2 separate regions of the Homo sapiens genome follow, and region 1 is linked to region 2. Evidence: chromatin loops called from intact Hi-C (ENCODE). Cell type or tissue: PC-3. All regions are shown on one strand. Links, peaks and the distances in the headings refer to the core of each region. The heading gives the core; the rest is flanking DNA. Region 1 has its middle 67 kb from the start of SSBP2. Region 2 overlaps LOC107986384 (a long non-coding RNA gene).

Region 1 (16,453 bases), core at 5,771-13,770, 51 kb after region 2:
GTTTCAGGACTCTTTTGCATTCTTTTTTTTTTTTTTTTTTTGAGATGGAGTCTGTTGCCCAGGCTGGAGTGCAGTGGCGCGATCTCAGCTCACTGCAAGCTCCACCTCCCAGGTTCACGCCATTCTCTTGCCTCAGCCTCCCGAGTAGCTGGGACTACAGGTGCATGCCACCACGCCTGGCTAATTTTGTGTATTTTTAGTAGAGAAGAGGTTTCTCCATGTTGGCCAGGATGGTCTCGATCTCCTGACCTCGTGATCTGCCTGCTTCGGCCTCCCAAAGTGCTGGGATTACAGGCGTGAGCCACTGTGCCTGGCCTCTTTTGCATTCTTAAAAATTAAAAATGCAAAAAAGTTTTTGTTTATATGGGTTATATCTCTAGATACTATGCTTTAGATAAATATATATAATATTAGAAATGAAAAATGAGATATTTTAAAAATATTTATTTAATAATTTATTTTATTTTATTTTACTTTATTTTAAGACAGTCTCACTCTGTCAACCAGGCTGGAGTGCAGTGGCGTGATTCTGGCTCACTGCAACCTCCGCCTCCTCGTGCCTCAGCCTCCTGGGTAGCTGGGATTACAGACCTGCACCACCAAGCTCAGCTAATTTTTGTATTTTTAGTAGAGAAGGGGTTTTGCCATGTTGGTTAGGCTGGTTTTGAACTCCTGACATCAAGTGATCCTCCCGCCCCGGTCTCCCAAAATGCTGGGATTACAAGCACAAGCCACCGCGCCCAGCCTAAGAATTTATTTTAAAATAAGAATGAGAACAAATGGTAGCACAAATAATATATGCAAAATAAACGTTTTCCAAAACAAAAATAATTGGTTATGTGTATCATTTTTCTGTAAATCTTTTTAATGCTACCTTAATAGAATATGGTAGGATTCTCATATCTGCTTCTGCATTTAATAGGTTATGCTCTGTTGTTTTGGTTAAAGTATATAAAGAAATCCAGTGTTACATATATCAAGTTGGAAAAGAGAAGATTTGTCCTGGACTCTTTGGACCACATTTTGAGAATCACTGGTTTCATAGAAATACCTCCTTCTGTGAGTCACGGCCCTAGGTTTTGGTCTCTGCTGTCAGTAACCATTTGTGCCACTTTGGGCAAGTCACTAAAGTATTCTGGATTGCAGATTCCTCATTGAAACAAACAAAATAATTAACATTGTTGGATACCTACTAAGTGCCAGGCACAAGTGCATAAATTATTTAATTGAATCTTCATAACAAGCAGTTGTGTAGTGGGTAAATATTAACCTGGGAGGAACTGGTTCAAGATGCTAACATGGATGCGACTGATATTGCAGAATGGGACATGGAGCCCCGGAATGACACTCACCAGTTTAATAGCCACACTCTGATTACTTCTTTCTTTTTCTTTTCTTTTTTTTTTTTTTTTTGAGATGAAGTCTCACTCTGTTGCCCAGGTTGGAGTGCAGTGGTGTGATCTCAGCTCACTGCAACCTCTGCCTCCCGGTTTCAAGTGATTCTTCTGCCTCAGCCTCTCGAGTAGCTGGGATTACTGGCACGCGCCACCATGCTGGGCTAATTTTTGTATTTTTAGTAGAGACGGGGTTTCACCATGTTGGCCAGGCAGGTCTCAAACTCCTGACCTCAGGTAATCTGCCCGCCTTGGCCTCTCAAAGTGCTGGGATTACAGGCGTGAGCCCCTGCCCCCGGCCTGATTACTTCTTTCTGATGAAGGGTAGCAGTTTGGTGTGGGATACAAACCCAGTGCCCACTTTCCACATAAGCCTTTCTACTGCATTAATAGAATTCTTTGCTAATGTGTGCTGTGAAATATATACAATAAAGTGTGATTGGCATTAAATCACTGGTTTCTATTTCCACCTCTCCTATTCCTCCACTCCAGGACACATGGGAGGGATGAGGGAAAGAGCTGGTATCTGGGAGATAAAGGTAGGTAAAGAGGGGAAGTGATGCACCAGAAGATGAGGAACCCAGGCTGAATTGGAATATTGGTGGATGGAAGTGATGTTGGATACATGGAAGTGAAATGGGACTGCACTGTGAAGGGCGGCACATCATGAGGAGCCTCCCAGCCGCCTGGAACCCACCTGACTATTAGGGCTGGTCATGCCCATGAAGATTAGGGTTTTGGGTTAGGGTTAGCTTGCTGGCCCAAGGAAACCTTGATTTGTAGCCTTTGCCAATTTCCAGGATACAAATACCTCCACCATGGCTATCTTTAAGTTACCAACATCTGAACAAGCTGGGAAGAGATGCACACGAGTGGCTTTCAAGAGCCAGTGCCAGAGTAAGCCTCTTCTTTACACAGCAGAAGGAAGAAATTAAGGCCTAAAGAGATGAAAAAACTTGTCTGAGAACATACATGCTTTCTAAAGGATGGAGTTCCCATTGTTTGGGAGGATTAAATGAAATAATCAGGTAAAAGGGCAATGCCTCTCACAAACCAGGTGCTCCATAAATGCTAGCTTTATTATCATTGTTATTATTGCCTTTTGCCACTATACCTAGGGTGCCTTTCAGCTCTAACTTTATACAAGGTGAATTTCTAGGAAGTGGCTTATTTAGAAGTGCATGGGTGTATAGTGTGCTATAAAAATATATAATCTGTTTCTAAAGCCGTTATTTTACATCAGTATCCCAGAGTTGGAGAGATTATGCCCTTCTGCATTTATGTCTTAATTGATCTAATCATTCCCGTGAGACTTTCTGAATGAAGCTGACTAAAAAATAATGTAATTGTTCAAAGAAACTTAGGAGGCCTTTGACTAGCAATTCTTCTTCTAGGAATCTATTCCATTAAGATATTCTGTTTAGTCAGTAATACCAGTGATAGCAAAAATTTGGAAACACCCAAAAGTACACCAATTAAAAATTGTTATATAGATTTTGTACATCTATAAAATAGAATATTATGTAGCTATTTAAAAGAACAAGGCACTTGTCTATACATACTGACATTGAACTATCAAAGTAAATCTGATTATTTTTAGGATAAACTCAGTCACATTAAAAAAAAAAAACAAGAAAAAATCCATGTATAAATTCACTGTATATAAACAATAGAAAAAGGTCCAGACAGCTTATGACTGTGTACAAACTATGAATGGTAGTTTATCTGGAGGGAAGAAATAAAATGGGAATGAAGGTGATAAGCAATTTTTATTTTTAACTGTATATCTATTTTATTTTTTTACAGTGAGCCTGTAATTGTGCATTCCTTGTCTAATTTTAAATAAAACACTTTTTAAAGAGATTCCAGGATGTGATTAGATATATAGTTATATAGCCTTAACATACATGATTCAAGGTTTTCAATAGCAGACTTTGGAAGGGGTTAGAAAGTCTCAGAAAAAGAAAGAGATTGAAAGAAGAAAAGACCATATATTGACGTAGTGTCTCCTCTGCCAGGTCTCTTAGCAGTTCTCTTTTCAAATAATTTTTCTCCAATGGCTAAACTTGAGTTATTGAGCAGAAATTGTCCTTTATTCTATGGCTAATTGGAAGGACCAGTAGCTCTTTGAGTGGACTATATTAAAATTAACCTTGAATCCCATATATAAGCCAAGGCTCAGGTCTTAGTTTGTCAATACTTACTGAGCCACTTAGCTCAACTGGTGAAATCTGGGGTCAGCACGAAGCAAATTTCAAATTGTTAACCTCTTATTTTTCAGGGTTGTATTTGTATGTGTATGCATGTGTGTGTATACGTATGAGCTTGTGCATTATATGTATGAGCTTGTGCATATGTTGGAATAAGGGAGCTTCTGGTGACTTGGGCCAAGTAAGAAAGAACAAAAAAGGCACCGCTCTAAGATTGTTTTTTCACATCTTCTACAAAGTAATGATTAACTTGAGCTGACAAATTATTATTTTAAGGCTAAGAGTCATCAATACCTTAGCATAGATTAATTTAGTTAGGCAATTGTTTTTCTTTTTTCCTGACAACTAAGATGTAGGGGATAAGAAAACTAATCAGGGAGAAAGGGGAATAATTTGTAGTATGGGGCACCAAATTTTATGTGGGGAGGGATCTCTAGAGAAGCATGTGAGAAAAAGGCAAGCCTTTGAATCTGGGCTTGTCATTTGCCAAATTTTGCTTCCTAGGACAAATTTTTTAACCTCTCAGATGCTAAATTTTCTCAACCATAAAATAGGGATTGCATAAATTGCAGGACTGTTGTAAAGACATATATGTAAAGGCACCCAGCATAGAGACTAGTACATAGTGACTGTGCAATAGATTGTGGTTATAATTTGGATAGCAAGAAAGGGTAGCCAAGAAGACTTGAAAGAAACTCTGTGAATTGAAATCCATTTAAATAAGTGTCAATAAATACATAACCTTTACTTTAAACACTTACGGTTTGGATGATCTCCTGGGTGTCAAAAGTTTGAGCCAGCCACTTTCTGGAAATGGGTTGCTTACTAATAGGCATATCAGGAGCTGAGGGATACAGGAAAGGATGTAGAAAGAAACCAAAGGGAAACATTATTCCACAGTGACAGAGGGGAGCTATGATACCTGTTTCTCAAATGTATTCCTGTGGGCAAGACGACAGAAGAGAATATGTGTGATGGCTCATCCCCATTCTCTTTAAACTCAGCAGACAACCCCGGTGGGCATGTTAGGAGAGTCAGTCCCCCATGCCATCTTTCTCGAGCAAGAACCTGGTATGTTAATGCCAACTGTGCCTCACCCATAAATAGCAATGATGCTACAAATAATGAATTAGATGAGGGAGGCCAGTCCTCTGATGGAACTCTCAATTTAAATAGAGGGCATTTGCACTGAGAATGGAACTTGTGAAAGGCAGAGCCAACTGAAAGCAGGCAGGGAGATTAGTTTCTGTCATCAGTCATCGCTGACACTGGGCATTTCTGAGATTGTTGTGATGGTCAAGGAAAAAGCCTTAGAGGAGAAAATGAATCTTTTAGAAAGATGTGAGGTTGCTTAATCTGGAAGACAGAGGAGGGGTTTGAAGAAGGAGGAGAATAAGACTGGAGTGAAGGGAGAGAAAGGTTACTCGAAGAGGATTTTGAACTGACTGAAGCAAGGTGAGGAAGAAAAATGAGTTTGCAAAAGTTGAGATACAGCTTGACACTGGTAAGTGTGGTGGTGGTGATGCTGAGGACAATAATTACAAAGATTATAAAGATTATAACATTAAGCTACCCTTACAGTTTATATATTACTTCCACATTTATTCTTTCACATAATTCTCCCTGTGATACCTTGGGAGGACAAAAGATGGTAAACAAATCATCAGAATTCACTTGAAAAGCTGTCAATATCGTAAATGCAGAGTCAGATGCTATGTTTCTAAATTATTTCAGACTCATCACAACTTCAAATATGTTCTTAAGTGTCTGGCAAATCAAAGATTTTGCTATTAAACAAATTAACTATACTGCTTTTCTAGGACTATGGATTAACCATCACAAAAAGTGTCTTATCATCAGTCAGGTAGAACCTTCACATTCCACAGAGCAATGGTGAAAAATCCAACCCACTCAAAAATGGTCATTCAACGTCGGTAAACTTTCTGTACACACTGAAAAATGTCCCCCTCTACTAAACATTATTGTAAAATACTTGAAAATCTAAATTGAAATAGTTTCTATAAGAGCAGATATAAAGGATTAAAATAAAAATGGCAAGGACAACTGCAAGCAAAAGCATTGCAGAGTCAGCAAATATTACATTTAACTCCACATTAATTCTCAGAAGGAATTTAACGCAATTTCCTTCATTCTAACTCAAAAATTAATTTCTGTATACTGTCCTTGAGATTTGGATTGGGAATGAAAAAGAGAAAACTATTGAAAGTATGAAAATTTGACATGAATTAATCAGCCAAGAGTTCAGACACTGGGGACTGAAGATTAAACTTTATAGTTTAGAAACCCAAGGGCAGTACTTTTTCTTATAAGTGTACCTCACATAAAAAAAAAAAAAAAAAACCTCTACTAATATGTATATTTCATTTACAACATTCAAGTGAGGAGGTAATTTTTATGGCATTCCAAAAAGAAGGTACAAAGAGATTAAACAATTTATAGAAAAGTCAAGGAGGAGTCAACGCTAGAACAAGATGGCCCTAATCCCAGCATTATCAGTATTTTAGACACAAAGATAATCTCATTCCTCTACCCATTCATGTTAAAGCCTATGGAGGATGAGACATTTGAGCCTTAAAGACTCAGAGAAAGAAAGTTGTCATTGTCCATGGGGTTTTGGCACTCAGAAAGAAACCTTGAAGGTCTTAGTCGTTGCTGTGTTATTCCAGGAGTGATGGTGGTTGCACAGCCCTATGATCATCTCCGTCCACTGCTGACAGCCTGTTGAAGCTATCAGTCACTGCCTGAAAGAATTCAGTCCAGAAGATTAAAGTGTGAGGTTTGCATATAGGGTCATCTGCCCTGGTCTTCCCCAGGGAAGATGAACACAAGTACTCTATGGGGCTAACATTCAGTTTAGCCTACATGCCTCTGTGCAGTAAAGAGCTTAGTTTGTAAAAGTTGCCTAATCCAGATATATAGAGTATCTGTTCCTTTTCCAGAGAATAATCTAAAAAAAAGGGTGAGCAAATGAACCTATAGAATCTGCCAGCCTTCATCACGTTCAAGCCTAGTCAACTTATGAAACAGCCTAAAACACCACATGCTATGTTTAGGGACTGGATTCCATATCTCATAGAGTGAGTGAACTTTTCATTTTTGTCATACAAAATCAAGTTGGTGCACTTGATGTAAAGGGGAAGCCAGGGATAATTCACTCTGTGCTAGACTTTAAGGCCCTTGAGGACATAGTGATTTTGTTTCCCTCCACATCCCTCTAAGACTCTCATATTGCTTGATCTGTGGAAGATAGTCTTTTTACGTGTTCAATCAACAATTATTAGCCACCTCCTGTGTGGGTAACCAGACTGGAAAATAAAGTATAAGATACAGTCTTTGCCAAAGAATTGGAAAAACTGAACTTACAGAAAACAGCTGAAAGCATGGGCAATGTATAACATGATACCAGGAAACTAAGTATGCACCTAAATTTTAAGGGAGGGTCAGCATTACTCTGAGACTGGAAACCTAAGACACAAATTGCTTGCTCTGCTCTTTGGAGCTTTCCAAATATTCCATTCCCTCATTCTTCCTATTAGTGGAAAACCCCAAATAAAACAGAATTCGTTCACACTTAAAGATGTGATTTCCCACTTCCAGGAAGATAGAGTAGTGTACTTTCCCTATTCCTTTCACTAAGTACAACCAAAAACTCCAGACATTATGTATATAACAAACCTAAGAAACCTCTGAAAAGTGGCGAGAAGACTTTGGATTAAGTAGGGACCTCATGACCCAAGGAACAATACGGTGGTGAGTGCCCTGATTTTCTTTTTATTCATTTTTCCCAGACTTGGAACTAAAGAAACCAGCAACCCAGAAACACCAATGGGCACAGACAAAAAATGTTCCAACGAAAGCCTGCTCTCTAGCCAAAGGACCAAGAAAAGGGCAATCAAGCACAGAGAACTTTTAGACAATAACTGCTCTACTCCAGCCAAACACCAAAGAAAACACTGTGGCTCTGTCCACACCCACCAGCAAAGGCCAATAGGGACCCTACATTTCCAGCCTGATGAAGCTGTAATGAGGCACCCCCATACTTTTGTTGAGGTGGTGTCAGAAAAGGCAATGTGGGGAGCCAGGACTTTGATCCCCACTAACTGGTAACAAAACCTCGTGATAGAGCCCTGTCTTGTAAGATGTAACCTCATGTACCCTAGGTAAAAAGTACACGGGGCCAGGCACGGTGGCTCACACCAGTAATCCCAGCACTCTGGGAGGCTGAGGTGGGAGGATCACTTGAGGTCAGGAGTTCGAGACCAGCCTGGACAACATGGTGAAACCCTGTCTCTATTAAAAATACAAAAATTAGCTGGGCATGGTGGCAGGTGCCTGTAATCACAGCTACATGGGAGGTGGAGGCAGGAGAATCATTGAACCTGGGAGGTGAAGGCTGTAGTGAGCCAAGATCACGCCACTGCACTCCAGCCTGGGCAACAAGAGTAAAACTCCGTCTCAAAAAACAAAGTACATGGGATCTCTCTGCATTATTTGTTACCATTGTGTATGAATCTATAACTATCTTAAAATCAAAAGTTTAATTTAAAAAAGTAAAGGAATTGAGGCATTTGTGACCATTGAAGTGCCTCTACTGAGAGAGAACATTTCATCCTAGGGTAATCCACAATAGTAACCTAAAAGTTAGGAGTGCATATTCATTTCCTGTGGCTGCTCTAACAAACGACCACAAATTTGGTAACTTGAAACAACAAATTTTTTTTTCTAGAACAGTTCTGGAGGCCGGAAGTCTGAAAGCAGTATCAGTAGGTGGAAATCAGGGTGCCCAGCTTCTGGTGGCTGTGACATTCCTTGGCTTAAGGTAACATCACTCCAATTGTCAAACCTCTTTCTGCTTCATCTGTCTATTACCTTCTCGTCTGCACGTATGTGAATTCTCCCTCGGCCCCTCTCTTATAAAAATACTGATAGCATTTAGGACCCACATGGTAATCCAGAATAGTTTTCCTTTCTCAAATTCCTTAATTGAATCACAGCTGTAACAGCTGTATTTCCAAATAGGGTAACATTTACAGGTTCTAGAAATTAGAACCTGACATCTTTGGGCAGTCATTATTCTGCTTACCACAGTGTGCTAAGCAGTCCACTGTGCAAATGTGGTGTAATTTATTTAATAAATCTACACTTGGGGTGTTTTGTTTTCTTTACTATAAACATGAACAAGGATACTTTTGCATTAACAAATAGTTTTGGAATATCTATGCTGTGTCAGCTTCTCTTTTAGGCACTAGGGATAAAGCAGTGAAGAAAACAGACAAAAATCCCTCCCTTATGGAGATCATCTTCTAGTAGGAGAAGGCAGATATCGACAATAAATGAATGAGTAAAATATACAGAATATTAGTTAGTGATCATTGTCATGCAGGAAAATGAAGCAAGGAAGGGGGATATGAAATACAAGGGAGTTGCATGTTGCAATTTTATTTTTTGAAATGGGGTGGCACTCTGTTGTCCAGGCTCAAGTGCAGTGGTATGATCATGGCTCACTGCAGCCTCTAACTCCTGGGCTCAAGGGTCCTCCCACATCAGCTTCCCAAGTAGCTGGCACTACAGGTTCATGCCACCACACCCAGCTAATTTGTTTGTTTGTTTTTGTAGAGACAGGGTCTCCCTATGTTGCCTAGTCTGGTCTCAAACTCTTAGGCTCAAGAAATCCTCCCACCTTGGCCTCCCAAAGTGTTGGGATTACAGGTGTCAGCCACCCAGCCTGTGCTGCAGTTTTAAATGCGGGATCAGGAAGACCACAGTGAAAGGGTGAAAAATGAGCAAAGGCCTCAGTGGGATGGGAGATCAAGCCCTCTTTATTTACCTGGAGGCAGAGCAGTGTGGACAGAGCAGTTTCAAGTGCCAAGCTCAGAAGAACAGCACAGAGTCTGGGCGCCTGGAACAGAGTGAGAGGAAGAGTAGTAGGGACTGAGATATATCTCTTAGAACCCTTCTCTACTTATTTTTAGATAGGATTAATACAACGATTACTAATTTGTGAGTGTTTCCTTTCTGTACCTCCGCAATAGTTTTGGTCTCTCCTCCACCTCCTCTACCTTTTAGGAAGATGCATTCTTGGTCCAAGGCGGGAGAGCCTGGGTCGGAAAGGAGGAATACTTTGACAAAGAATGTTTGAGGATCACAGCTACCACGTATAGGGATAGTGACTTGTGGGAGAGGGTGAAAAGGGGCCTAACATGGTATGTAATTCTGTGAGCCCATCAGATAGGGTTTGGACTTGCGTCCCCACCCAAATCTCCTGTTGAGTTGGAGGAGGGGCCAAGTAGGAGGTGATTGGATCATGGGGGCAGGCTTCTGCCTGGCTGTTCTTGTGATAGTGAGTTTTCACAAGATCTGATGGTTTAAAAGTGTGTGACACTCCCCTCCTTGTCTCTTTCTCTCTCTCCTGCCACCATGTGAAGAAGGTGCTTGCGTCCCCCACGCCTTCTGCCATAAGTTTCCTGAGGCCTTCAGTCATACTTCCTGTTAAGCCTGCAGTACTGTTAAACCTCTTTCCTTCATAAATTACCCAGTCTCAGGTAGTTCTTTATAGCAGTGTGAGAACAAACGAATACACCATCCTTTCCATGGGAAAGTGCTTGAGTTATTCTGAAATTATTTTGAACTATGAATTTGCTTCAAGTTACATGAACTGTATATTCCAAGACACCATTTGGGGACTGAGCTTCATGAGTCATGGTGTTTGTTCAGGATAAATTCTGACAAGCAAAATTGCTGAGCCAAAAGGAATACTTTCCATTTTGATACACAGTATCAGATTTCCCAGAAAGGTGATATCATATTACATGCCCAGCAACAACTTGCTCCCCACAAGCTCACCCCACTGAGCATTAACTCTCTTTTTGTCTTTGTATGTTATGGGAAAAATGATTTCTCAACAATATATGATAAATCTGCATCTTGGCAACATGAGGGCAAAGGTCTTTTTCTATGCTTGTTTGCTATTTGTATTTCCTCTTTGGTGAACTGTTTGTTCATATCCTTTGCCTTTTTTCTATTGGACTATGCATCTTTCCTTATTGGATTTGCTAGAGACTTTTATATTTTCAGGATATTTCACTTTTGTCTGTAAAATACTGCAAGTAGACTTCCCAGTATAACAGGGGTTCTTGAATGTATGCAACAGAAAATAACTGGCTCCTTCCAGCAGAAAATGAATGTATTGAAATGATATTTGGTAGATCACAGAATCACTGGAAAAGCTAGAATTCTAGACTTTGAAAATAGAGCAGCACCAAAGGAAGCAGGGCCAACCACAAGCCCAAACAACACTGTAGGAACTGTCTGATGAGGACCCCACCAATACTGACACTGGATGCTGAAAGCCACTCCTGGCACCTCTGCCCACCTGGTCTTGGAGATTCGATGCTGATGCCACAAAAGTGGACTCTCTTCTGTCTTGATTCAAAGTCCTGGGCCAGAGTGTCTGATTGGTTGAGCCTCCATCACAGCCTGCATCCCCATTGCAAAGAGCGGGAACAGAGAGAGTGACTTTCAGAACTGTTCATCTCCAGTGTTGGAGAGTGGACCTTGCTCTTCATCCAGAGTCACACAGTGGAGAACTCCCCATATGTAAAAGGGGAAGCAGAGGCGAGGCAGAAACTGACAGAGACTGAGAGCCCTATACTCAGCTTGTTTAAATTTAAATTTTGTTTACAGTGCTTTTAGCTTCACAGAGAATTAAATTTTCTGGGTGAGTATATGAAAATATTTCCTTTATGATCTCAGATCTTAACAGCTCTGCTGTCTGCATACCCTCTCCCACCTTCCTGAATTCTCCCAGCTGAACCAAGTAGGCCTGCATTTTTTCTTTTTAAGGATAGTCTGAGCTTGTATCAAGGGCTTTGCAGACTATCCTTTGAGTTTTAAGGCAGCTCTGGTACCCCAGACCTTCCTCTCATGTCAGAAATGTCCTTGACCCTCAGACATGGGCTCTGGAGGCTAATTATCTCAGGTGGTGGCCTGTCACCTTCTAGGCTGGAAATCTACCACCTCTGAAAATGTTTAATTTTCAGTCTTTTAGACAGGGGACTTTTTCTGACCTGTTCATCAAAGTGTGTTTTCATGACTAAGGAGTCCCCTAACTCTCCTACTGCTATAGGTATATTTTATTACTCAGTTAATTTCGACTGGCCTCGTATCATGGGATACTTGACATTTCAATACCTTAGGCATTAAATTGAAAAACACCTAATTGATCATTTTCATACAGTAAGTTTAAGTTTCCCTTTCCTACTCAAAAGAATGCAGCGTAGTCTTAGGGACACTTGAATATTTTCTACTGGTCTTTGAGGGGCTCAGTCACCTTTGCTCTCTTTGTCTACATGGTTAGAAACCTGTCTGTACATGTTGAGCAGACTGGTATGCTTATCACATGCTAGAGAAGTTTCTGGAGGGTTCTCTGCCTGTTCTGTATATTTCAAGAAAGCCCCAATGCTGGTTCCCCATCCATGGCCCTCCTCCAGACTCAGTTGTGGAAGGGGGATGGGGAATGAAGCAGGTATGAAAACAATGGGGCCACACTCTTCTACAGCCAGGATACTCCTTGCAGAGAGAAGGCCCAGCATGGCATCATCAGGAATGGAGCCTAGGCCCTGGCACTCACAGGTGTCCTGGAGGAGTTGGAGCCCAGATATGGGACATCCAGTGTAGGCAAGCAAGAAGCTTGGAGACCAAAGTCCCTGTGGGTGATGGAGGGAAACTTACCAGAGAGATAGCATCTGGAATGTTTGGAGACTGGCATTAGGTGGCAGCCCAAGGAGGAGTCCAGGGCAGAGAGGCTGAAAATTGGAGGAAGGGGGAAGGCTCCTGGTCTAGGGCTCAGGGGCAGGGCTCCTGCCCCTGGGAGGTCTGCAGTGAGGACCTGTGGCCCCAAGCATCACCATAAGCAATCAGGCAGACAAAATGAGTCAAAGATGTGATCTTTAGAATGGGAGAACAAGCTGGGGCTGAGACAGAATTGCCTACGTTCAAATCCCCATTCTATCACTTATCACCTATGTAACTTTGGTCAAGTAACAGACTTTCTGTGCTGCAGTTTCCTCATCTGTAAAATGAGAATAAATTCCTGTAATCCCAGCACTTTGGAAGGCTGAGGCAGGCAGATCACTTGACTCCAGGAGTTCGAGACCAGCCTGGGCAACATGGCAAAATCCCGTCTCTACAAAAAATACAAAAACTAGCCAGGCATGGTGGCACGTGCCTGTAATCCCAGCCACTGTGTCCGGAATTGGTGGGTTCTTGGTCTCACTGACTTCAAGAATGAAGCCGCGGACCCTCGCAGTGAGTGTTACAGCTCTTAAGGTGGCGCGTCTGGAGTTTGGTCCTTCTGATGTTCGAATGTGTTCGGAGTTTCTCCCTTCTGGTGGGTTCGTGGTCTCGCTGGCTCAGGAGTGAAGCTACAGACCTTCCCGGTGAGTGTTACAGCTCTTAAGGTGGCGCGTCTGGAGTTGTTCCTTCCTCCTGGTGGGCTCGTGGTCTCACTGGCTTCAGGAGTGAAGCTGCAGACCTTCGCGGTGAGTGTTACAGCTCATAAAAGCAGCGTGGACCCAAAGAGTGAGCAGTAGCAAGATTTATCGCAAAGAGCGAAAGAACAAAGCCTCCACAGTGTGGAAGCCCACGCCCACCCGGAACTCCAGCTGGCCCGCAAGCAACGCGCGCAGCCCCGGTTCCCGCTCGCGCCTCTCCCTCCACACCTCCCTGCAAGCTGAGGCAGCCGGCTATGGCCTTGGCCAGCCCAGAAAGGGGCTCCCACAGTGCAGCAGTGGGCTGAAGGGCTCCCACTTTGGCGGCGCTACTCGGGAGGCTGAGGTGGGAGGATTGCTTGAGCCTGAGAGGTCAAGGCTGCAGTGAACCATGATTATGCCATTGCACTCTAGCCTGGGTGACAGAGTGAGACTCTGTCTCAAAAAAAAAAAAAAAAAGAGAGAGAGAGAATAATAACAAAGCCTACCTCATAGGAATTTTTTTTTTTCTTTGTGACAGAGTCTTGCCTTGTTGCCAGGCTGGAGTGTAGTGGCGCAATCTCGGCTCACTGCAACTTCCACCTCCTGGTGAGAGGGGACAGCGTACTGGCAGTCCTCACAGCCCTCGCTTGCTCTCGGTGCCTCCTCTGCCTGGGCTCCCACTTTGGTGGCACTTGAGGAGCCCTTCAGCCCACCGCTGCACTGTGGGAGCCCCTTTCTGGGCTGGCCAAGGCCGGAGCCCACTCCCTCAGCTTGCAGGGAGGTGTGGAGGGAGAGGCGCGAGCGGGAACCGGGGCTGCCTACGGCGCTTGTGGGCCAGCTGGAGTTCCGGGTGGGCGTGGGCTTGGCGGGCCCTGCACTCGGAGCAGCGGGGCGGCTCTGCCTGCCCCGGGCAGTGAGAGACTTAGCACCCGGGCCAGCGGCTGCGGAGGGTGTACTGGGTCCCCCAGCAGTGCCAGCCCACCGACGCTGCGCTCGATTTCTCACCGGGCCTTAGCTGCCTTCCTGCTGGGCAGGGCTGGGGACCTGCAGCCTGCCATGCCTGAGCCTCCCACCCCCTCCATGGGCTCCTGTGCGGCCGGAGCCTCCCCAACGAGTGCCACCCCACGGTGCCCAGTCCCATCGACCACCCAAGGGCTGAGGAGTGCAAGCCTGGCATGGGACTGGCAGGCAGCTCCACCTGCAGCCCTGGTGCGGGATCCACTGGGTGAAGCCAGCTGGGCTCCTGAGTCTGGTGGGGAGGTGGAGAACCTTTATGTCTAGCTCAGGGATTGTAAATACACCAATTGGCACTCTGTATCTAGCTCAAGGTTTGTAAACACACCAATCAGCACCCTGTGTCTAGCTCAGGGTTTGTGAATGCACCAATGGACACTCTGTATGTAGCTGCTCTGATGGGGACGTGGAGAACCTTTATGTCTAGCTCAGGGATTGTAAATGCACCAATCAGTGCCCTGTCAAAACAGACCACTGGGCTCTACCAATCAGCAGGAAGTGGGTGGGGCCAGATAAGAGAATAAAAGCAGGCTGCCCGAGCCAGCAGTGGCAACCTGCTGGGGTTCCCTTCCATAGTGTGGTAGCTTTGTTCTTTCATTCTTTGCAATAAATCTTGCTGCTGCTCACTCTTTGGGTCCACACTGCTTTTATGAGCTGTAACACTCACCGGGAAGGTCTGCAGCTTCACTCCTGAGCCAGCAAGACCACGAACCCACCATAATGAAGAAACTCCCAACACATTCAAACATCAGAAGGACCAAACTCCAGACGCGCCACCTTAAGAGCTGTAACACTCACTGCGAGGGTCCGCGGCTTCATTCTTGAAGTCGGTGAGACCAAGAACCCACCAATTCCGGACACACTGGGTTCAAGCGATTCTCATGCCTCAGCCTCCCGAGTAGCTGAGATTACAGGCATGAGTCACAACCCCCAGCTGTTTTTTTTTTTTTTTTTTTTTTTTTTTGGTAGAGACTGGGTTTCACCATGTTGGCCAGAATGGTCTTGATCTCCTGACCTCGTGATCGGCTTGCCTCAGCCTCCCAAAGTGCTGGGATTACAGGCGTGAGCCACCACTCCCGGCCAGGATTGTTATGAGAAGCAAATTAAATAATATATGTAAAGCGCTTAGAAAAGAGTAGGTGTTAAAAAAGTTATTATTAGTCAATATTATTATTAGCACAACTGAGATAATCAAAGCAGAAGAAGCCTTAAGGCGGTCTTGATGTGGAATCACCAAAGTGGTTTAGTTATTCTTCAGTTCCCTCTAAATAAGGACAAGATTGGTCACAGATCTGGGGTAAGGATAAACTACAGACAGGGCTCAAGTGGTAGAAGAGAGCTGCAGAGGCAAGGAGCCAGGAAAATTCTTGCAAATGTAGTTGGGAGAATCACATTTTATTTTCTGGCAACTCTGACACATAGTCATTGTGCCCTATGGCCTATCCAGAATCTTTGGGCTCCCTGGGGCTAGTGCTAGAGATGTGAGTCATGAGAGAGAAGAGTCTGGAAGGCCCTCTGCCACCCTGGGGCCTCTGCCGTAGGCTGGCTCCTCTAAATCTCCAGGGTGAGCAGTGGCCACGAGAGAGAGCACGCACCTCTGGCCTCATGCCAGCCCTCTTCATGGACCTGCTGATCACAAGTGCAGCTGGAGTGTGAGGCATCAAAATACATACCCTATTTCACAAGTCATGCCCTCATCAATCCCTCTTGCACACATTAAGACAAAAACATGGCATTAAAAATAGTTATTTACTGATAAGAACTTATGAACATAAAGAAGGAAACAGCAGACACTCAGATCTACCTGAGGGTGGAGGCTGGGAGGAGAGAGAGGAGCAGAAAAGATAGCTATTAGGTACTAAGCTGAATACCTAGGTGATGAAATAATCTGTACAACAAACTCCCGTGACATGAGATTATCTATGTAACAAACCTTCACGTGTACCCTCGAGCCTAAAATAAAAGTTAAAAAAAAAATTTACCATCATAATAATGGCTACCATCATTGGCAGTTTAATCATGTGCCAAGGTACCATGTACTATGTACGTAGCTAAGCGCTAAATATCGATTGCTTTTATTGCTCAGTTAATTTCAATTACTTCAGTTGGTCTTCACAACCTTAAGAGGTAAGTTACTGTTTCAGCTTTGCAGATGAGGACACAGGCTCAGGAGGGTTGAATAACTTGACCACGGTCAAATGGCCAGTAAATGGTAGAGCCAGAATCCAACTCAGGTAGTTCAGTATGGAGCCTGAGCTTTTAAGAGGAGGGGAGGAAAATGCTTTGGAGTAACGTTTCTAAATGAAATACTGCATTTTTGACAGCAGACAGTACTGTCTGCTGC
Region 2 (16,453 bases), core at 3,171-11,170:
TCCTCTCCCCTCAGATTTGTATCCAGTATGATCCATCAGCACCTACAGCTTTTGGGAGATTAAGTAACTTAGGCATGTCTGTCTTCCCTACTAGAGTATGTACTCCTTGAAAATAGTCTATTCATTCAAAGGCATTTCCAGCTTACCTACATGTTGAGCTTGATATAGGGAAAATACATTGTTGAAGAAGACATGTCACTGCTTTCAAGCCTCAAAATTACCAATTCAGTTTGTGCCTTGCTTTTGGGAGCTACTTGCTAATGTTTCTAGAATTAAATTTTAGTCCCATTTGCTGAAGTCTGACAACCAGATTTGAATTCCCCGTTCCACCAATTATCAGCTGTGTGATCTTAGGCAAGTCATTTAACCTCAGTCTCATGAACTACAAAGTGAGATGATGTTACTACGTATTAGTGTTGTCATGAGGATTAAATGAGAAAATGCACATACTGGGTTTAGCACAGAGCTTGGCACATCATAAGTGCTTAGTAAATATTTATGAATGTTTTCTTCTCAGTAGAGCTTGTCTATAACCTATAGGGTCTGTAACCACACAAACACATATCTGATGCATACAACTCTCCTTACCTTGAATGGCTTTCCCTGTTCCCCTCTGACTCTAGCTCCTTTGTTAGTCATTCTCTGCACTTATAATCTGTATCAGATGAGATCCGGTGCATTCAGGATGGTATGGCCATAGACACAATCTGTATCATACAGACAAGCTGCCTTTTACTAGAACTTAACTTTTCCTGTGTCTTTTTGCCCAAAGACATAAAAACAGGGATATAAGAGCAGAGATAATGCTATGATTTTCCAGCAGTGCCCAAGATAGTCCCGTACTGATAGAATGTACCCGCTAACTCATTTTTGAATGTAGCGAATAGTATATGTAACACCAAATTCAACAGCCTTTTTATGGGTAGCAGTTAGTCATTGTAATGATATCCTTTTGACTTTCACAGATTCAAGGGTGAAAACTGGAATTTTGATGTCATCTAGTCACATCTGCAAAGGAGTTCCCACAATGTCCCTAGATTCCAGTAAAGATATTCTTTCTTAACTAGTGATACAACTTAAGTACTTTTCCTCACTGAATCAGCTGTAGCAATGGGGGGAAAAATTAGTCATCATTCTCCTAATAATAAGCCTACATATACTTTAAGACAGTCATCAAGTAATCCTCTTCTCCCAAATGAACAATCAAAATATTTATTTGCATAGCTAATATCACAAACGGTGTAGGCAAACAGACAAAGTCGCTCTCCTGTGAATACTATTAGCTTGTAGTTCACGGTTTAGGTGACTGTTCCGGAGTGAAATAAAAACATCTTCAGAGACTTCTACCGGTCAATCAACACTTCAAATATTTTTCTAAGCTGCCCCTGGTAATTGCAACCTTTTAAGCATTTATTGGTGGTAGAATGGAAATACAACAACAGCAGTATAGTCATCCACTCAACAAACATTCACTGAGCACCTACAGTATGCAGTATTGAGCAACACAGTGTTTGCTAAGCAATGGAGGGCATGCGAAAATTTATAGGAAGCAGTGGCAACCATAAAGAAGTTTAGAGAAAGACACAAAAATTTCCTGAGTACCTATCATGGGCTGGGCACTGCGCTAAGTCTTAGTGTGTACAGATAACATTTCTGACTTTGAGGATTCAGTAGTCTAGAGGGGAGTGTAAGAGTCTTATATGTTCAATATAGTCTTATAAGTGCTGGGAAAGATGTTAGTAGCAGTGAATATTCTGGGCCACAGAGGAATACCCCCACCTATAGCTTGCTTGATGCTTGAATGGAGACTTAAAGGAAGAATAAGACTTACCTTAATAAAAAAAAAAATTAATAAAAGTAGAGAAGGACATTTGAACAAAGGGAACAGCATGTACAAAGGCAAAAGGGGAAGAGAGACCATGCACATTCCAGAAGCTACAGGAAATTTGCCTGGAGTGGGGTGATTGCGAGGCAGTTGTGCAGAGAAAGCTGGAGAGTAAGCAGACTGATTCTTGAACAGCTTTCTATGACTACCATGAAAAAGACTGGGTTTTAAATCCTTGAATAGCCTTGGGGAGCTACTGGAGGACTTTAAATAGAGAAATGACCTGATCAGATTTGCAATTTAGAAAACTCACTCTGAAAGCTGTGTGGAGAGATAGAGAGAGAGAGGAAGCTAGTGGAGGGGACAGCACAAGGATCCAAGTGAGAACTGATAAAAGTATGAGCCACGCTAGGTAGAGTAAGGAACGGAGAGGAGAGGATTGCATGCAATCTTAAGATTTCAAAAAACTGGGACTAGTGTGCGCCCATTTCAAAAGACTGGGCAAAGTTGATCTATTTGGCCAACTTCTAGCAAGATAATATTAATGAAACACCCATAGATTTAACAGGCAAAAAGCATTTACTTTTATTACAATGCACTTACTTATATTGCCAATACATGTCCTTTAACTGTAAATTATTTCACGTGATAGAACCAAGTACCTTTTGCAGAACACATCTTTTTAACAACAGCGGAAGTTGATGAGGAAATCAACATTTTACTCTCTTCAGGTGTCTAATGTATAAAGAGCTTCCTATAATTCTCCATAAAAACACATAAACAACAAGAAAAACACAGACAGACAGACCACACACAAACACAACAATTAAAACAGGAACCAAACAAAAGAAAAAAATGTTTAAAAAAGATAGATAGATAGATTCAAGACAAGCAACATTTCAAAATTCTGACTTAGATCATTCAGACCTTGGCTGCAGAAGCCTCCAGATCCCATGCTACTCACCTGCTGTCTTGGTTAGGTTTTCAAAGGCAGACTCTGAGATGAGTATGGAATACTATATGTTTATTAGGGATCAACAACCTTGTGAAAAAAAGCGAAGGAAGTAGGATTGGACAGAGAAAGACGTTAGCTAGATTACAGGCCTGACAACGCGTACACCAATCTGGCAGAGATCTCTGGAGGAAACATTGGCCATCAGAGTTTCCTCTGTCTGGCCAAAATGTCCTGGTCTTTACATCCCAGCCTCATTTACCAGCTGCAAGCTGCCCCAGGGAGGATGTGATCTCTCGAGAGGTGGTTTTTTGCAACTGAGGCAGACCTTGAAGATGCTGGCACTCCCCAGAGCAGAATAGCATGTTTTTTCTTAAAAGAAGATCTCCTTTTCTTAAAAGGAGTTTCTCCCACACCTGCACACCCCTGTTTGGATGGCGCTCAAAGATAGAACCAGGCCATATTCTTGGCCTTGGTGGAACTATATCTAGATTGCTCCAGCCAGATGGCTATATCTCCTATACTTAGAAGTACTATTTTAGAATTATAGAAACATGAAAATTGTGTTGAGAAAAGAATTCAAAATTGAGTTTAAAATCATTTATTAATAATAAGATACCAGTGGGAATGAAATGAAAAAAAGCAGAAAAAAGTTAATAGTAATATGAGGTTATTGTTTTCATACTTTTCTGTGTATATAGTGGGAATCACAAAATGAGACATACAAAGCAAGCATGTAGGTTCATAGAACTAGAAGGCAGATTAGAAAGGGGTACAGAGCCCTCCTGAACGCTAGGAGAAAACTGGTTTCCTTCCTCCATTCAGTCAGTTACAGCCTCACCTGAGGGACCTTTACCAAGACCTTTAAATTCTCTTTGCTTGCATCACTAATACCTGAACGGTATTTATAACAGGAATACTATTATGTAGAAATATGACACAAGGTACAGGATAGAAGTGGAGATAATTTTAAAAATCAATAGAATGACTAAATAAAGACTGGCTCATCAGAGTTTAGAATATCAGTCTTTTTTTTTTTTTTTTTTTTTTTTTTGAGACAGAGTCGTGCTCTGTCGCCCAGGCTGGAGTGCAGTGGCGCGATCTTGGCTCACTGCAAGCTCCGCCTCCCGGGCTCAAGCCATTCTCCTGCCTCGGCCTCCCAAGTAGGTGGGACTACAGGTACCCACCACCACGCCCGGCTAATTTTTGTATTTTTAGTACAGACGGGGTTTCACCATGTTAGCCAGGATGGTCTCGATCTCCTGACCTTGTGATCTGCCCGCCTCGGCCTCCCAAAGTGCCGGGATTACAGGCGTGAGCCACCACGCCCGGCCTATCAGTCTTTTTTAACGTCATGGTAGAATAAGGCAGAAAATAGTGAAGATCTTTAATTGTGATTCCTGTAACTTGGTACTAGGTACTGAGTTCATAAATTCCTCATCCCTCGGAATTTATTTCTATGGTTAAAACTCATCGATTTAGATCCCATAAATTTGTAATGTTGCAGTAATACAGTTGTAGTATGTCATTCTGGCTGAGAAAATATTTTACAATGATTCCCCTCCTTATAAAGCAGGGGCCTACTAATCTTCTTCAAGCATATCTTCAGATTCTAGGCCCAGCAGTTATTTCCATAGTGTCAAGCATGGTCATGATCCATTTATCATGGCCCAATAATGACTGTATTTTTTAAACTAATTGACCTATTCTTAGAAAATATTATTTTTTCATAAAATGCAAATTATTTAGAAAATTACAAATAGCATCAACTTCAAAAAATGTATTTTTCACCAAAATTTGGATATGGGGTTTTCTGCTCCACTTTCACTTCGTACGTCCCATTGTAACCCCTTTCCCAACCCAACTAATGGAGCTCTGCCTACAAGCCATGCTATATTTCAGAGAGCTCTGTCCACTCAGGCCCAGAAAAAACAGATTGGTGTAATAATGCTAGGGTGAAAAGAGAATGGAGGAAAAAGGAGGAAGGAGGTTCAGAAATGGGTAAATTATAATATCTAAACTAAATATATACCCATATGTGCCCCCAAAATATCTCAAGACTAACCAGACCAGGCCAGTTTCCCACAAACACTTTGGTCCTTGAGTTTCTTTATAACAAGCTGTATTACTGGCCTATGGAAAATAATACACATAAAAGCTACCATCTTAATAGTTTTAGGAGTTATTTTAAAAGTTATTTAAAAATAACTTTTAAAAATCCAACAAATTAAGTTAAATGCTTTGATTTTAGAAGTGTCTATGTTTAATGAACAATTACATTAGATGCCTGTAACTGTTTTTAATCGTAAAGAAAATCTTGGTCTTAGGCACAGTATCCATCATGAGTATAACAAGAAGACCCCTGTGGCCCTCCCCCTCTATCACGATGAGCGCTACCACTAGGCACTGGACACCAGACCGTCTGCCAATGTCGTCCCCCACAGCTAGAAGCTCAACCGTCACCTTTGCCAGAAAATGGATTCTGAGCAGCACCTACTTCCTCTCATTGTTCTTTTCCAAAACAATCTCTCCAGCTAAGGTGCACTGGCTGGGTCTAGGTCACATGTGTGTAAATATATGTATATATATTTAAGGGTGCAACTTTGCTATAAGAGAAGCTGGGAAAATGTGTTTGGGGTTCATACTTTGGAAAGGCCGGACTCCTGCTGTGGGGGATTCCTGAAACACAGAAAGGGTGTTCAAAAGGTAGTAAGTGGCCACAAAAACCTAGGCATGTATCTGTAAGAGTGAAATGCCACCAAATACAGACACCGAAACGTGTGCATCAAATTACCGGTAGTGGGTGTTAAATTTTCCCAATCATGGAACTAGGAGAAATACTGGTATTCCCAGGGGAGCTAAAGAGTCATATGAGCACCTATTGCTGACATCTTTCCTTGTGCCCCGGACTCTTCCAGATGGCAGGAAGTTCCTGCTTAGGCCTCTAGCCGGGCCCGTCTCCACGAGCTGACCCTTGCTACTGTGCAGGGGTAAGCTGCCAGGCCAGCAGGGACGAGGACTCACCTACACAGGCATAACCTGCTATCCATTAACAATCTGGAAATGTAACTGACACACAGTGGAGAAAAGAAGAGGTTTCCAGCCTTGTTACTCTATATCTCCTAATTATTAGGTAAAGGGGAACATTATAATTGAGTTATGAAACAACTAAATAAAAATAGAATACCTGACAGAGAGCTGCTTTACATGACGTTTCTACATGAGAATAAACAATGCGTTCTTTGTAGAGCTTAAAAAAAAACAGGTTAGCTTTATTCTAGAAACTACAGTCTCTCGTTGTAACTAGACTAGTGCTTGTATTTGTTGACATCCTGATTTATAAAAACCTGAACAAGTTCAGTTTCAATAATTCTTTTTGTTCAAGGAACACAAGAGAAGGGGGAAAAAGATTGATGTCTGCCCCTAAAAAATGGCATATGCAAAAGATTTAGAATTCTCTTTGTTCAACTCTGGGTCAGATTTCATGAAAAAGCGATTAAAATTCCTTTTGCTCCCATTCTTCATGCATGTATGGAGGTTTGTGTTCCTAATGAGCACCAAGAAGCTTCCTCGCACAGAACTTTGTCTTTGAAAGATAAAATAACCTGTTTCCCTCAACTCTTCTCCATCTTGTTTCTCTGTTATTGACACCCCCTCCTCAACCACAACAAAGAATGTGTGCTAATTGATTCACTGTTGAAAAATTCAATTTAATGCCTAGAATTGGTGGCATGTGCTAAGTAATCAAAGTTGGACCTGAAGCAGGGGAATAAAGGGGACTGGGTTCTGTTACCATTTTTTAACACTGAATCACTATGGGGAGGTAAAAGCAAGAGTAATTGTTTTCAAGAAATGGCAAACAAGTGGTTCACCATACGTTCAGATTAATGAATTTGGTGTCGTAATATGCTTTGAGACTCTTTGTTTAGAAAGAAAGATAACAAATGAAAGTGGTAATATATAAATAAAACTATTTGGAAAGAGTCCCATGTAAGCCATGCTTTTTCATAAAATGTTAGTGTCTTTACATCAAATGATAAAAGTAAAAAAAAAAAACAAAGGAATATTCAAAGTACAGGTTCTAGTAAGGAAAAGCAACCAGATGAGTTAAAGAAAATCTCTCTATTTGTGTTATTTACACAGAAACTCCCCTTCTCCAAGTAGCCCCTTATCCTAAATGCATGTGATTCTTATAATGCAGTACCCCCCTTATCCATGTTTGCCTGTGTAATTCACTTTCCTACTATCATCCATGGCTTGTATCACTAGAGTAACAAACAATTATGATTATTTTTAAATTATTATTATTATTATTATTATTATTTTGAGACAGGATCTCACTCCGGTGCCTAGATTGGAGTGCAGTGGTGCAAACACGGCTCACTGCAGCCTTGACCTTCTGGGCTCAAGTGATCCTCCCACCTCAGCCTCCCGAGTAGCTGGGATTACAGACTTGTGCCACCATGCCTGGCTAATTTTTGTATTTTCTGTAGAGATAGGGTCTCACTATGTTGCCCAGGCTGGTCTCAAACTCCTAGCCTCAAGCATTCCTCCTGCCTTGACCTCCCAAAGTGTTGCGATTACAGGCATGAGCCACCACACCCAGCTGAGATTATTTTTTAAATGCTCTTTCAGCATAGCACATTCACTTTTGCTACAGGTTTCATTTTCAAGCAAATATAGCAAGGCATTAAACCTAATTGCTGATTCAGGCTTAGCATACCAAAGTCTTATAGATAAACAATACTTTACAGATTACTCAGAGTCCCTCTTCTCTAAATCAGTTTCTGAACCAAAGAGGATGAATAGGGCTCAAGAATACCCAGAAAGTTGTGAGACGATTTAATAGATTATCCCAGTACTGGAGCTGAGAGGCCAAGAAACAGCCCCATGTTACTGTTGCCTGGTGACATGTTCTGCCCCATCACATGCCATGGATGATGGAGAAATATGGTAACTAACATTTCCTGCCCTTCCTGCTCTTTTTTCTTGCTCTTCTGTGGAATCAATGACTCATTTATGGCATTACAGACACAACAGATGACGTTTCATGCTTTGTCAACAGAGGCATGCCCTTCATTTTTGCCAATGGGAATGTCAAGTAACAGCTAATATCTTTGAACCCAAAGTTGCCAGGAAATGTGAGGGTAAAATTTGCCCCTATTGTACTGTTTCCAAGTCAATCAGACACCACCTGGAGCTCAAATGTGACCATGGCCTACTGTATCCTGATTATCCAGTCTATTACATATCAGAGTTCTTTTTATTTCCCTCTGTCAATCCCATCTTTCTCTTGGCCACTGCACTGCTCCTCCACCTCAGTGAAGATCTAGAAGGAGAAAAAAAGTGAAATTAGTTTATTAATTGTGCTTTATGTTGGGGAAAATTATTTGGATCGAAGCATTTTGCAAAAAAAAGTAGGGTTTGAACGTTATCTGTGGGTTTGCATCTTTATTCCTATTAGAAAACCAAGTTAATTAAGAAATAGGCCCAGCTCGGTGGTTCACGCCTGTAATCCCAGGACTTTGGGAGGCTGAGGCAGAAGGATGACTTGAGGCCAGGAGTTCGAGACCAGCCTGGCCAACATGGCGAAATTCTGTCTCTACTAAAAATACAAAAAGTTAGCCAGCTGTGGTAGTGCGTGCCTGTAATCCCAGCTACTTGGGAGGCTGAAACAGGAGAATCTCTTGAACCTGGAAGGTGGAGGTTGCAGTGAGCCGAGATCACACCACTGCACTGCACTCCAACCTGGGGGACAGAGTGAGACCCTGTACCGAATAATAATAATAATAATGGTACTTTTAGATGTACTCACTCACAAAAGCCTTACTGTTTTCAAAGTCCTTTCAAATAATTATTTATTTTGATCTTCCTAAAATTCCTGTGACATATGTTGAGGTGATATTATTTATTTTTTATTTTAATATCATCATGAATTGTCTCATTTAATAGATGAAAAAACTGAGGACAAAAATGGATGAAGCTTGCTTGGGAATACCTAGCTAACAGTTGTGAAGTTGAGACTAGATACCAGCTCTTCTGACCCATGGTCCTAGATGCTTTCTGCTTGATTGTCTGCCTCTGCTCTCTGGACAGTCGCACAGTTCTTAGCTGGAAGGGTCTTATATACAATTTTCCCCTTCACGACCTTCTAGGTTCCAAAAATGTGGTTGTAGATATTGGAATGCATTGTCCCACTAGAACAATCATGCCTATTATATTCTATAGACCCCTGTGTCCATTCTCAAAAACCTATGATTGATCCACAAGAGTTAAGTAAGTTACTTTAAAACAAAATATGCTTCACAGAGCAATATTCCCTCAAGAAAGTTTCAAGGAAAAAAGTTTCAAGGTCAAATAAGTTTGAGAAACATAGAATATCATATATCCCTCTCAGAGATTTGTAATGTACATTTGCATATTAAAGGCTTTAAGTTTTCTTTAAAGAAAAGAAAACTGCTTAAAATGGTTCCATTGAGAATTCATCAACTTTATTTGACTTTGAAATCTTTTTAGTGAGTAAAACATATTAACACCCCAAACTACAGTTCCCCAAAACACGCTTTGGAAATTGCTGCTATAGAAAAATATGATGTGTGACGATTTAAGATATTAGGAGCACTTCTTCCACTGTGAGATTAAGGGTTACCCTGAAGGTAAGAGGGATGTTGGTGATCATTCCCTTGATATCAGTCAGGGACTAGAATTAGTGATGGGTATTGTTGGGACATACAAAGCAGAACCAGGCATGGAAGGATAAGGAACAGAATGATAAAGGCAAGGAATGATGCCTTGGAACACTGAGACGAGACCAGGAGGACAGGCTGGAGACACATAAATGGTGAGTGACAAGAGAGCAGCTAGCTTGGGATTTGTACCGTCTTCCTCGTTCTGCTCCCTCCTCTGATCCTGCCACTGCAGACACACTCCTGGACAAAATCAAGACTGGGAAGCAGGGATGTGGCAGAGACACAGACGGGTGGACCCAAGCATTGAGGGCTGCCATGGAAGGAGAAGCCGAGAGGAGAGAAATGCCAAGGAGCTGGAGCAAAGAGGACATCTGGCGGGAGTAACTGGTTTCCAATTGTTCTTCTCAGGAAAGGATGAAAACCAGACGCTGCTTTCGTACCCTATGTTCTCCAACAGTCAAATGACCATCCAATTTATCATCCATACAAAGACACTTTTGCACTATTAATCACCATGCGAGGACAACAGATGTAAACTGAGACTATCCCAGCCAGGCACGCAAAGATATGTGTTCACCTCATGCAATATTAAATGATAGTTGAAAGTATGGAGGAGTTATTTGGAGATTGTGGTGGTTCCTTTTTGAACTATGAACCATGGCATTCAGAAAAAAGAAAAGATAGGGAAGTATGTATTGATCATGTTAGTTATAATGACTTCCGCTTGAAATAATTTATTTAGCCAAAAATGCTTTCATGACCCCATTCAGCAAGCATGTATTGGGCATCTGTGATAGGAAAAGCACTGTGCTCCGTACTGTGGCGGATATGGAGATAAACAATACACACTATGCTCCAAAGGAGCTTCTGGTCAACACAGTGAATTAGGGGATGTGCTCAAATAGACAAGTTCCAAGTAAATGATCACAGGTGGTTATAAGAGAGCTAAGGACGAAATGCTGGGAAGTTCTGAGGAGGGGAGGCTAGGGGACACTTTGGAGATTTGACCATGCTTGAACTAGGCCTTGGGGGACAAGCTGATTATTCACAGTCTGGGGGCACAGGGAAGGGGAGATAGACCTTTCCAGGTGGTAGGACAGCAGATGCCCAGAGGAGTGTGTTTGAGGTGCCGATGGTGCAATTTGGCAGCAGTAGAGGATCCATGAAGAGGACAAGTGGGAGGTGAAGTTGAGAAAGTTAAGCTGGGCAAGCCTGTGTAGCGACTTAAATGCTAACATAAAGCAAATGGATATAATAAATTCAGGAAATAATTGAAAACTTTGATTATATAGTAGCGGACTGGGACTACCACAAAGTAGAATGTCAGCTCCTTACTGCTCTGGAAAACTTTGGAAATGTTGGGGCCAGCTCCGCAATTTTACAAGGTTGAACCCAGAAAGTGAGGGACTTGGAAACATTTGAGTTAAATATAAATATTAAGATTCTTATCAAATCTAATTTAGGCACTCGTTTTAGCTTTCTACTGCTGCTGTAAAACATTATCGCAGATTTACTAGCCTAAAACAATACAAATTTATTCTTCTACAGCTCTGCGGGTTAGAAGCCCAACATGAATTTCAATGGGTTAAAATCAAGTTGTCAGCAGGAACTTCCTTCCCTCAAGCCTCTAGGGAAGTCTCTTGAGGCCTAAGAGAAGTCTCTACAGGTCTGAGGGAAGAATGTTCCTTGGTTTTCTCCAGCTTCTACAGGATACTCACATTCCTTGGCTCATGGCCCCAGTCTTCCATCTTCAAAAGCAGCAATGGTGGATGGAGATTTCGCAGACCCTATCACTCTGACCTCGTCTTCTGACTTCCTCTTCACTTTTAAGAACACTTGTGATAATTATATTTAGCTCATGTGAGTAATCCCAGAGACTCTCCCTGTCTGCTGATTAGGGACCTTAATTCTCCTTTGCCATGTAAGTAACATATTCACAGGTTCACAGGTTCATGAGATTAGGATAGGAACATCAGGAACATCTTTTGGGTTGGGGGGTGGCTACTATGCTGCCTACCATGGCAATCTAGCAGTCAGGATCTTCCATGATTTTTTGACTCTCCCACAACCCCTGCCCCAGGCATGGGCAAATTGCCTCATCCTGTATTCCTCAAGGCACCTCTAATACCCATTGCTGCATATAACAGACTTCTACTGAAGACGCGTGGATCACGAAGGGTGATCACAGCATAACAGAAAAGCACTTACATTTGAATATAATGTCTTTTTGCTCTAAGGTTTTTGGGAGTTTTTTTAATAGCTACTTTCCCCTTTGGTCTGCCCACTCTCCCCATCTCCAGGGAATTTTTCCCTCTTATTCTCTCTTCTCCAAGCCCCAGGCCTGCCAAAATACCTCCCTCCCAATCCTCATTGGAAATGGAAAATTCCTGTTACTTTATTATTTAAAGCAATTTGGCTTGGTTTATCTTAGCTTTTCCTATCCAGGCCAAATCCTGGGCCTTCCCCTTCATAACCAAAAAGATCCATCAACATCTTCTGAGACAAATTCTTTGTCTGCAGTCTGTTTTAATTATTTTTAATAGGTACTCTTCTTCTCCGTACATGCTATCAGAGAAGGCTTTAATACCAATTTTAGAAAGAGCATTCCCTTTCCATTACAGGGAGGCGACCTTCTGTAGTACGGGGACTAATTGGACGGTGGTTTACAAAGTAATGAAACTAACAGGCAAGCGATCACCTGGGATAGTGAAACCAGCCTGAGTCTAGGAATCAAGAAAGCTGGGTATTTTCTCCAGTCGTGCCTCAAATGACCTGGGGACTTTGTGCAAGTCACAGTCTCTCTGAGTCACCATTCTGTCATGTGTAAAATAGGAAAGTTGAATTAGATGTTCTCTGGGTTCCAAAATTCTAGTTGGTTAGATTTTGTACTTTGCACTTTCTTGACGTAGAGTTTGGCTCTTGGAGAAATCAGCTCCAAGCAATCTATGTAATATTCAGCCTGTGGGTCACTCCTAAAAATTTAGAGGACTTTGATGAAATGATGAAGCTGGAATTACATATTAAAGACATACTTTCTAGTGCCTTATGGATCTCTGATCATACTGTAAATGCCTCATTGAATTAGTGGAGTTTATGTTTGTCGCCGGGGGAGTTTGACATAATAAGCAGTTGAAAACAACGAGTGTCACAGGGGCTTCTGGGACCACAGAAACTCTGCTACTATGATATCTGGTGTAATTCCCTGGGATTACACTCAATCTGGGGACCCTAAGCTTTTTCCTGTATTATTAAAAGGGTTGTTGGGATGGTAGCCAACCTGTGGAAGCCACAGTGACTGACTGAAAAGAGAAATATGACACAAATCAGAGAGTTTTGGGGCAAAGATTAATTTAGAGGTTGCATATGGGATGGAATGAAATAGTGGCAAATAGGCAGCAGGAAAACCAATTAAGAGGCTGTTGTAAATGTTGTTATAATAAAAATGTAACAGGATGCTGGATGGGACTTTTCCTGTTGTCTCAGGGTTTCCGCTGAAGCACCAGGGCCAGAGACAATAGGCAGTGGGAGTCTGCTCATTCTCGTAACAGTTCCTGAACCCATCAATGTGGGACTTGCTCACCAGGTCTCTGACTATGTATTCCATCATGCCCTCATCCTATTTATAAGGGAAATTAGTGAATCATGAAAGAGAAGACTCTGACATGTAAGGGAATTTGGAAAAATGGAAAGTGCTGTGGTTTCTCTCTCCCCTCAAATCACATGTTCCCTGGAGTTTAAAGAACAGAGGCTCATGCCTGACTCTTGACTACAGGTGGGCAGGGACAGAGAGGACAGCAATGGGAGAGCCTGATCTTCCAGACTTTGACAGGGAAAGGGGGGTGAATTTCCCATAAGTTCAACAGATAACCCGGAAGGTAGCTGGGTTCCAGGGCTGCACGCTGGACCAGAAAGAGTATTGCTTTCTTGGGAGAAGAGTGTAGTATTTGACATTCTCTTAACAGTGACCATATGGAGGGGTGAGAGTCTCCATCTCACAAAAGTGTTCCATGAAAGGAAGGGCCAGCAGATGGACAGTTGCCTGGATGGAGGCCATTTGAGAGAGTCTATCAGGAGAGAACCGAAAGAGAAGTACGAGGACAGCAGCTACCATCTCCTCTTGTTGTCCTTGCTGCCCCCCCAATCCTCCCCTATGCCACTATCCCATCCTCAACCGTAAAGGAGCCAGAGGCAGGTGACAGAGAAGGTAGAACCAGGAGGGCCAAGGAGCAGATCCTGCGCTGCTCCCTCCGCTGATCTGTGGGATCCCTGGCCTGGCCTGAGCTGAGGAGAGGAGAAACACTTTCAAGTGGGTGGCAAATGGAAGTTTTGATTTAGGTTGAACTAGATGTTTTTAAATTCTAAAAATGAACTGTTGTCTAATATCCTCAAGTAACAGGAAAATACACAGAATCTGCCTGAGGTATCATCCAGGAGTAGGAAAGGGAGGTAAGACAGAGCATGTTTGAAGGCAATGAAATTTAAAAATAAAACTGCTTCCTGTTTGTAACTCATAGAGTCCAGATCCAATAATGAAATGATATGAAAGCAATAATAAACAATGAAAATAGCAACAATAATTAAAAAAAACCATCTGTTGAACATTTACAGTTGCGCCAGACTGTTAGATACTAAAGATGCATTAATTTACTTATCCTTCCAATAATTCCATGAGGTACCCACTACTATAAAATTTAATCCCATTTAGCAGATTTGAAACTGAAGCTCAAAGAAGTTAAGTAATCTGCTACAAAATAGTGTTAATAAGTAGCTAATTTCATATCCCATAATCCATTTAAAACTAGAATTGGGTGGCAGTTATAAAAGCGGAAGGAAGCAAGAAGTGAATGAAGTCTATGTGTTTATCATTCTAATCAGGATATCATAATTGGCAAAAAGTGATGACACAATGTATGTACATTGGTACCACTTTAGTTATTATATAGCCCACAAGTAACATTTGTTGCTAAATATAAAACTAATAAATGCACATGTTAGGTAATTTGCTTTTGGTGGGTTGTTTTGTTTTGTTTTGATTTGTTGTTTGTTTTTGTTTCTCAAGAAATGTTTCTTGGTCATTTTGAAATTCCTTCCCTGGAATGCAACTGATATATTAATTTGTCATGTATGCCATGTAAATGTTCTATTAGGCATAGGGTATTTGATGGAAATAACTGAGTGCATATTCATTGTTTTAGTGATGAGGTAACAGCTTAAAATAGACACCTACATTCAAGAACAGCTTCTACCCTATGAACTCCTTGAAGTAGGGATCTTATTTTCCCCCTCGTTGAGCTCTAACCTGCATACTTATGAGGTATCTGGCACACTGTGGGCGCTTATTAATCTAGGACCTTTTCATTGAGAACCTGCTAGGTCCCAGGCACTGAATTGAGTTTTCTGTGCATATGCCAGCGCACACCTCTTTATGGGTGTGTGTTTGCAGTCTTGGCCACGCCCTTTCTGCCATCTACAGAGAATTCTGGCTTTTGCTCTGCAGCTTCTCCTCTTCCCTGCTCTCTGAGGAGAATCAGACTTTTTCCAGGTTCCTAGGCATTTCTGATGCAGAATTAAGAGACCTGGAGCCAGAGGGACAGAACTAATGAGGTGGGTGGAAGAGGAAGGAAAAGAAAGATTAGCCCTAGGAGAGCAGGACTTCGGGGAGAAGGATGAGAGAAAGGCGTGGCCATTCATGTTTCTCCCAATCAATTTGTCGTAGATTACAAACAGGGTATCTTTTATTGTGCTCTGAGAAACCCAGGTAAAGAATGTGATTTACTTCTGTTTCTAGCCTCTGTCTCTTCTCCAAGATAGGACCAAGTAGGTCCCAGTTTACATATATATTATTTCTAATATTTAGAACACCCTGACAGTGTAGGCATTATTGTTTTTAATTTCCAAGTGAGGAAAGAGCCTTAAAGCAGGCCAGTCATTTTCTCAGGGCTCCTCAGCTAAAGCTACGATTTGAATCCAGTTCTGGTGAGCCCAAAGCCTGCTGTCCTTCTGCAATGCCACACTATGTCCCCATAACCATCTGTTGAATTGAGCTGAATCAAAATGCTTCCCTTGTGAGGGGCCTCTATTTATTCTGGTATCATACACAAATGGGAAAGGCTTATTTCTGATATTTGATTCAGAAGAGAAAAGCTTAACTACTATCCTGGAAAGCAGGCCTGCCTTCTGTACTAAGCTTGCCTGTGGGCTTGATGGTTCATTTTGAAGTCCAATCACTCTGCACCTAGGAAATGGCAATGTTTACCACAAAAGGTTCAGCAAAAACTGTTGCTAAAATTGCTCTGTGGCCATTCATGTTTCTTAAAATCAATTTTTTTGACCAGGTAGCTGCCTGATGCACAGAAGTGAGAAGGAAAAGGTTTCTTCAAACTGCCAACTAAGTTACCCCAGACCTTTCAATGGCCGAATAGTAAACAAAAATAAATGCACTTGTTTTGGTGAATTATCATCTTAAATGGCTTGAAGGAATGTTCTCATGGTCTATTGCCATAGAAACCATGATAAAATTTCTTATAAATACTTCAGAAACAGGACTACCTACCCCCATGGAAAATGGATAGTGTGTACAATGGACCTCCAAGGAAATAAGTGGCTGTGTGACAGAAAATAATGTAACCCATTAAAAGAAATCTCTTGATGATCCAAGTCATAATGGATGAACTGTGTATATGAACAGAAAAGGGGAAAAAAAAAAGAATCTGACAGTCGTATGAGGTGGTTTTGGACTGGTGTTCAGACACCATTTTCCAAAGTTGCATAAACTTTCTTTCTTACTGAGGAAACATTCTGTAGGCATTAACAGTGAAGTGATTGCATCTATATTCAGAGAGTACATGCACAGAGCCATTATGGACCAGAAAGGAATTGTATAAAAATGATTTGACAAAAAAAAAATAGTCAGTCTGCTATGCCAAAATCCAGAGGACTCTACCTCAAGGTGAATCTTATTCAATTCCAAAATGTCAAGTAGATCTA

The links. Hi-C counts contacts between places; a loop is a spot of excess contacts. Peaks named below come from ENCODE experiments on the same cell type or tissue, not always from the same donor. Only the 100,000 strongest peaks of a DNase experiment are listed, where the experiment ranks them.
Region 1: it touches region 2 in a loop (3-fold over the local background); 11 of 110 quality-filtered maps call a loop at or near these places.

What each region holds. Positions count from the first base shown.
Region 1 is chr5:81,809,839-81,826,291 of GRCh38, forward strand. No RefSeq gene overlaps it. Among named protein-coding and RNA genes, the nearest start is that of SSBP2, 67 kb to the left of the region's middle. In PC-3, for the core only: no CTCF peak of the experiment used is centred there; a DNase peak (open chromatin) is centred at 10,343; H3K27ac peaks cover 561 bases.
Region 2 is chr5:81,761,558-81,778,010 of GRCh38, forward strand. LOC107986384 (a long non-coding RNA gene) reads right to left here. Exons shown (of 3, transcript XR_001742518.1): 3 at 7,605-8,106. Among named protein-coding and RNA genes, the nearest start is that of SSBP2, 19 kb to the left of the region's middle. In PC-3, for the core only: no CTCF peak of the experiment used is centred there; a DNase peak (open chromatin) is centred at 7,764; H3K4me3 peaks cover 398 bases; H3K27ac peaks cover 1,174 bases.